2 separate regions of the Homo sapiens genome follow, and region 1 is linked to region 2. The links are chromatin loops, found by intact Hi-C in ENCODE. Cell type or tissue: HepG2. All regions are shown on one strand. Each heading gives the region's core, and the rest is flanking DNA. Links, peaks and the distances in the headings are about the cores only. Region 1 overlaps ELMO1 (engulfment and cell motility 1). Region 2 overlaps ELMO1 (engulfment and cell motility 1).

Region 1 (2,918 bases), core at 301-2,800, 53 kb before region 2:
TGGAAACCCGTGTATTTGCTGATCTTGGTTTCCAATTTACAGCTGTTATCCCAGACTGATACTTAAATATGTGTTTTAAGTATAACACACACACACACAGTTCACAAATTCCAACGGAAATCAAGAAAGGGTGCAATATTTTCAGTGAACTAAATTGATAAATTTTTATGGTCTTAGCCCTCTACTATAGATGAAAAAGAAAGAAAGAATACAAGAGGATTGCATCTTCATATGAATTTTTCCCAGCCTCTCATATTCTCATATCCTCTTCTCGTCTGTTTAATCACACTCCCCAAGATGTGGAAGGCTTGTGAAGAGCCACAGAATGAAGAGACTTAAGCAGCATGGGCTCCTCTGCCATCCAATGGTGCCAGGAACGTAGGGTGATGAGGATGTAAGAGGATGCAGTGGCAGTTTTCCCTCTTTTGCCTCCTTTGATTGCTATCTCCTTACCCCCTAGAGAAATATCTTCTGTGTCTGATTGGATGAGGTGAAGAAAAGAAAATTGCATTTATTTGAAGCTTAAAGTTTAGCCAGATGGGAGCCAGCTTAAGTTTCATTTGAATATAATTTTGTTTTCTCCCCTCGTCACCCTCCTATGTTGAGTTGCCTCTGACAACTGATAAAATTCTCATTTTCAAGCAAATCTAGGATTTAGATATAAATATGCAGAGAGAGCACAGAAATTAGCTCATGTTCTCAAAGTTAAAAAGGGTGAAATTGGAGTAACTTCACATAAGAAAAATTTCAACTTATGCTGGTAAGATGGATCGAAATAGAATATAACAATATTTTAGTTATAAAATTCTTCCAATTCTTAATTTTTAAGTCAGTAGAACATTCTAGCAAAGTTTATTACTAATTCTGAGACCCATTTTCTCATCAACTTTTAGTATGAAATCGGAGATCGGTTCCATTTGAAACATTTCTTCCAAAGATTGAGCTAAAAGTGCTTGTTATGAAATAAATTATAAGTTTGGGGCATGTTATGAGATGTGAGACTTTAGAAATTTTAGCACCTATTAGTCATTCACTTTTCTTTGCTACAGTGAGGCACAATTTGAGAATTTCTCTTCTAGGGAATTTCTTAATTTCATGTTTGCAGCTGCTAGAACTTTTCTGATTTTAGTAACTCTGGTTCTGGATTTTTCCCCTGCCTCATACATGAAGTGGTTGGGAAGTGATGGAGTGGATTTGTTTTGACTTTATCAGATCAAGAATTAATTTACTAATTTGAGTGGTTTTCATCAAGAAACATATTCTTTTCCTTCTAAATAGATCGCTTAGATCTATTTAGAGAGGTCTTAGGACCAGACTTGTAAGGTGTAGATAAAGCACATTTTTTTAATGTATTCCTTTTGTCTCTAGTTAGACTTACTGGGGAAGTGGGGAGGGGCTTACTGGCCAACCCTGGGAGTAAATGGTAACCATTTATTGGAGCTCTTAGTGGTTTAGAATGGGATTGGAGCTGTTCCCACCACTGGGAGGCTCCCAGGGAGCAGCAGCTGCAATCTTAGAGGAATGAAGGAGTGTCCTACTGTCAGGATAGAACCCTGACTCTTACACGGAGAGATGAGGCATTTGGAGACATGTGACCATCATTTCAAAATGAGGTCATTAACACTTTTATATTTCACATGTAGAATTGTCACTTAAATTCAAACTGCTGTTTTATAATTATTTTGTATTAGCCACCTTTATATTTAAGATTTATAGCCTTCAATAATTTGGGGGACCATCTCATGACCTAGGAGTCGGGCTCATTACTATGTAATGTTTGCTTGTGGGGCCCAGACCTCCTAAAGGGGATTTCTGTAGGAATCCCTCAAGCTGTCTGTGCTTTAGTGAGCACCACTATCTCCCCTTTTGTAAACCAGCATGAACACTCCTTAGTTTCATTATATCATTATATTGGGTAATGAACCAACTGTAGTTCTCTCTACTCTCTCAGTTATATAAGTCTGAGACATTGCATGTTAATTTCTGAGTTACCTGTATCCTAAATGTTTTGTTCTTTTATGAAATTGATTTTCTTATTTGTGTTTTACTGAGGCATATGCTAAAATTCATCTGCCTTAACAGAGTGGGCCTCATAGTTATACTAGCAAGTGCAATAAGAAGAGATGGGGTTATGTCCTGGGAATTAATGTTGACAATAAGTGTCATATACATTGGCCACTGTCAACTGTGACCTCATCACATCTTAATGGTCACAAATATTCTATTACTAAGAATAGGTAAAGTGCCAAAGGGTACAGGTGGTTTCCTAGAGCGGGTTCAAGAATATCTCTTTAACGTCACTCTCACTTGCTAACTTACTGTACTTTCCTGAGACAGGGAGACTGGGATAGAGTTTCACCCGGACAGCTGGGAACTGCTTTACTGCACAACCCATCTCATGTTACCACAGCCTTCATTTAGGGCCTGCCTGGGGAAGGGATGAGGCATGTGAACTTTCCCATGTGTCAAAGTGGAACACGTGACCCACAGTCAGTTCCACTTGAGAGCAGTAGACCTGTGCCCAGGCCATCTGTGCCTATTACCTGTTGGTCTTCTCCATTCTCTTAGCCCAGTATTTGGTCTCTAATGTTCAAATGCAAATGTTCTGAGTACCTCCATAATACTGAATTTTGGATTCTCATAACCCCAAGCAGAGTTCGAACTGTTTTATTTATGAGTGAGAATAGCTCGCCTAGAGTTTATATTTCAACTCATCCTTCTGAGATTTGTCAGTGACTCCAGTCCGAGAAGAGCCTTCAAGAACACATTTATTAGCCACATGAGTTCTTTCAAAGAAGCTTTTTTTTTAAACCTTTATGGTGTTAATAACAGGAAAATTCTGTCTTTTCAAAAAAAAAAGAAAGATTATGTGAGTTTCAAGCTGTTGCAGACTAACAATTTCTATTTCTAGTTTGTTA
Region 2 (2,918 bases), core at 107-2,606:
ATTTCACATGGCTTAAACAAATTACATACCAACAAATTGTGTACAAAGAATTACATTCAAAAGAATTCCAATTCCATTTGCTGTGGTGTCTCCACAGTGTCATCAGGAGCTCCTACTAACTGTCTAGGGTATAGCCCTCATTTTTATGCTGACAAAATGGCTGCAGGAGCTCCAGTCATCAGTCCTGTGTTCCAGACATGAAGAAGTTGAAGTGGGGAGGCAGAGACAAAAGGCCACAAGTCAACCAAGTCTTTCCCCTTTTAAAGGTCTTTCCTGGGAACAGTGCCCAGCAGTTTTCACTTATCTATTATTTGGGATTGGGTCATATGACGACTCTTAATCACAAGGGAGGCGCAAATTGTACTTTTTTAGCTGGGCACATTGTTGTCATGAACAAAACTCAGGTTCTATTAACATGAAACCCAGCTGGTGAGCTTTTTGAAATAAATCAAATACACTCATTCAATGTGACCTTTCCCTAGTGCCTGAGTACCTGGGGAAACCTTGATACGTTAGAGAAGCTGAGAAAGATAAAATATCTTGAGGAAGAAAAAAGGGTTGGTTCAGCAGAAGCTAGGAACCAGGTAGATGATTTCTTGGCTGCTCAGCAAGGTTGAGAGTGCAGCTTTGCCCAGACCCAGGAAAGGAGGAGTAAGGTCCAGAAGGGGAGCGTAACCCTGGTATTCCAGTCTAACTCCATGTAAGCCACAAGTAGTAGGAGGAAAGCAGAGGAATCTTACACAGTAAATATACATCAGCATTAATAGGTGAAGCTGTGCCTCTTGTAAGGTTTTACTTCATAAATATTTTCTGTGGATAGAAAAACAATTGTTTCAGATTTGTGTTGGTGGAGGTGCATTGGAGGCAGGGTTAATTGAGAAACAGAATGAGGAAAGCAAGTGAAGCAGAATAATGATGCGCTTTGGAGCCAACTCGACCTTGAATTCTAGCACCACCACTTGCAAACCATGTGACCTTGGAGAAGTCACCGAGCCTTTCTCAATCTCCTATTTATAATCTTAAAAAGAAGTTAGTAATATCTTCCTTTTGTGCCTGACATAATAAGTGACTATGAAGTCCATCATTCAGTGCCCGGTGCGTGGCTGCTGGCGGTGCAGGCCTTGGTACTGCTATCTCATGGCCGAGTGTTCTCAGTCAGCAGGCACTGGCTACGCACTTGCTGTGATCCACATTGGACTGCAGGTCATGATCTGGGTTTATGTTGAAGGAGGAGTACGGGAGACCTAAGAGAATGGGTGGAGGAATTAATTTTCAAAGCAGCAACCACAGAGAAATGCAATGAGCTCTTGATGTCAACTAAAGGAGGAAGCCTGCTGCTGGGTCAGCTGACTGTGGGTTTCAGACGCTCATTTGGGGCCAACTAAAAAAAGCTCATGATGGAAGGTGTTATTTATCCAAGTTTTACCTTTCTCATATATAAAATGAGGATGTCCATAAGGCCTACCTTCCAGGGTTGTTACAAGAATAGTGCTTGTAGAGCTGTTGGCATGCCATATGTACCCAACGAATTATCTAGTTAATTATTAATGATGTCACTTCCCTCTTTACCCAAGCAAGAGTAGGACTTGCAAGTCTCAGCTTTTTCTGGCTTTCTTAGCTCCACTCATCACATAAAAACTTTAGGGCATAAAGTACACAAATAATCACACTAGATCCAAAAATGATACTGTGATAATGTGATTAATAACAAATTCTTAGATGGCAATAGTGTTTTAAGGTACAGCTGAAGATTTGTAAATTTCATTGGCTTTGGTGCTTATAAAAGGGAGACCAACCGCTCATTGCCCAGGGCAGCAAACCACACAGTCTGCCAGTGTTGATCTTCTGAGTTTCTTAAATAGCTTTGTATCGCAAGTCAAAACTTCACATTTGCCATCTCTCTGCTAGTAACACAGGCTGGGGTGGGATCACTTATATGTTTTTGCTTCTAACTGTTGAAATGTGAACAGGCTGGACTAGGAATTAGTGTGGAAAAATCACAGAAAAACTCACATTCCTGGAAACAGTAGGCAGGTGCAATATTTATTGTCATCACCACCACTTCCCTCCATATCGGTGTTAACTTGTATCCTGTCCAAAGCACTTTGCCCTCAGTTGGCTTATTTGATCTGCTTTGAAGCCAAGGGAGAAGGCAGAGGGGACTTCATTTCCTATTTTTTCTTTTTTTCTGTTTTTTGGGAGACGGAGTTTCGCTCTTGTCGCCCAGGCTGGAGTGCGGTGGTGTGATCTCGGTTCACTGCAACCTCCAGCTCCTGGATTCAAGCGATTCTCCTGTCTCAGCCTCCAGAGTAGCTGGGACTACAGCGGCATGCCACCATGCCCAGCTAATTTTTGTGTTTTTAGTAGAGACAGGATTTCAGCATGTTGGCCAGGCTGGTCTTTCAAACTTCTGACCTCAGATGATCCACCCGCCTCGGCCTCCCAAAGTGCTGGGATTACAAGTGTGAGCCACTGTGCCCAGCCCTCCATTTTTTTAGTTAAGAAAATTGAAGCTCAGAAAGGTAAAATGACTTGCTCTGGATTGGCCTGGGCTGCACTTGAACCCAAATCTTCTGTCCCCCCACCCCACCCCCGGACTCTTCCTACAGGACTGTGCATTGCTCCAGGCCCATGCCCTTACTTTATCTGGAGGAAAACAGCATTACCATATCTTCAAATCGGGTTGTGCCCTTTAGAAATGGTGAGCTGTGCAAATAAACACCACTTTGCTGTTGTTTTAAACTGTTAAGAAGTCTGAAATTCACTGTATTCATGAAGGTTGAGGAGAGAAGAGGTTGGTGTGTAATAGCTTGGTAGCCGTGTATCCTTGAGTGTGTTTCCATGAGGCTTGATCAGGGTTTGTTCACTGGGGGCCTGCTCTATAGGATTCTAAGTAGATTCGCTGCTCATCCACATGG

Evidence for each region. A loop is a pair of places that touch in the nucleus more often than their neighbours do. Peaks named below come from ENCODE experiments on the same cell type or tissue, not always from the same donor. Only the 100,000 strongest peaks of a DNase experiment are listed, where the experiment ranks them.
Region 1: it touches region 2 in a loop (4-fold over the local background); 2 of 110 quality-filtered maps call a loop at or near these places.

What each region holds. Positions count from the first base shown.
Region 1 is chr7:37,067,678-37,070,595 of GRCh38, reverse strand. The region is part of intron 15 of ELMO1 (engulfment and cell motility 1); the gene reads left to right. Among named protein-coding and RNA genes, the nearest start is that of ELMO1-AS1, 71 kb to the right of the region's middle. In HepG2, for the core only: a CTCF peak has its summit at 1,515; no DNase peak of the experiment used is centred there.
Region 2 is chr7:37,014,883-37,017,800 of GRCh38, reverse strand. The region is part of intron 15 of ELMO1 (engulfment and cell motility 1); the gene reads left to right. Among named protein-coding and RNA genes, the nearest start is that of ELMO1-AS1, 19 kb to the right of the region's middle. In HepG2, for the core only: no CTCF peak of the experiment used is centred there; DNase peaks (open chromatin) are centred at 1,540 and 2,100; H3K4me3 peaks cover 312 bases.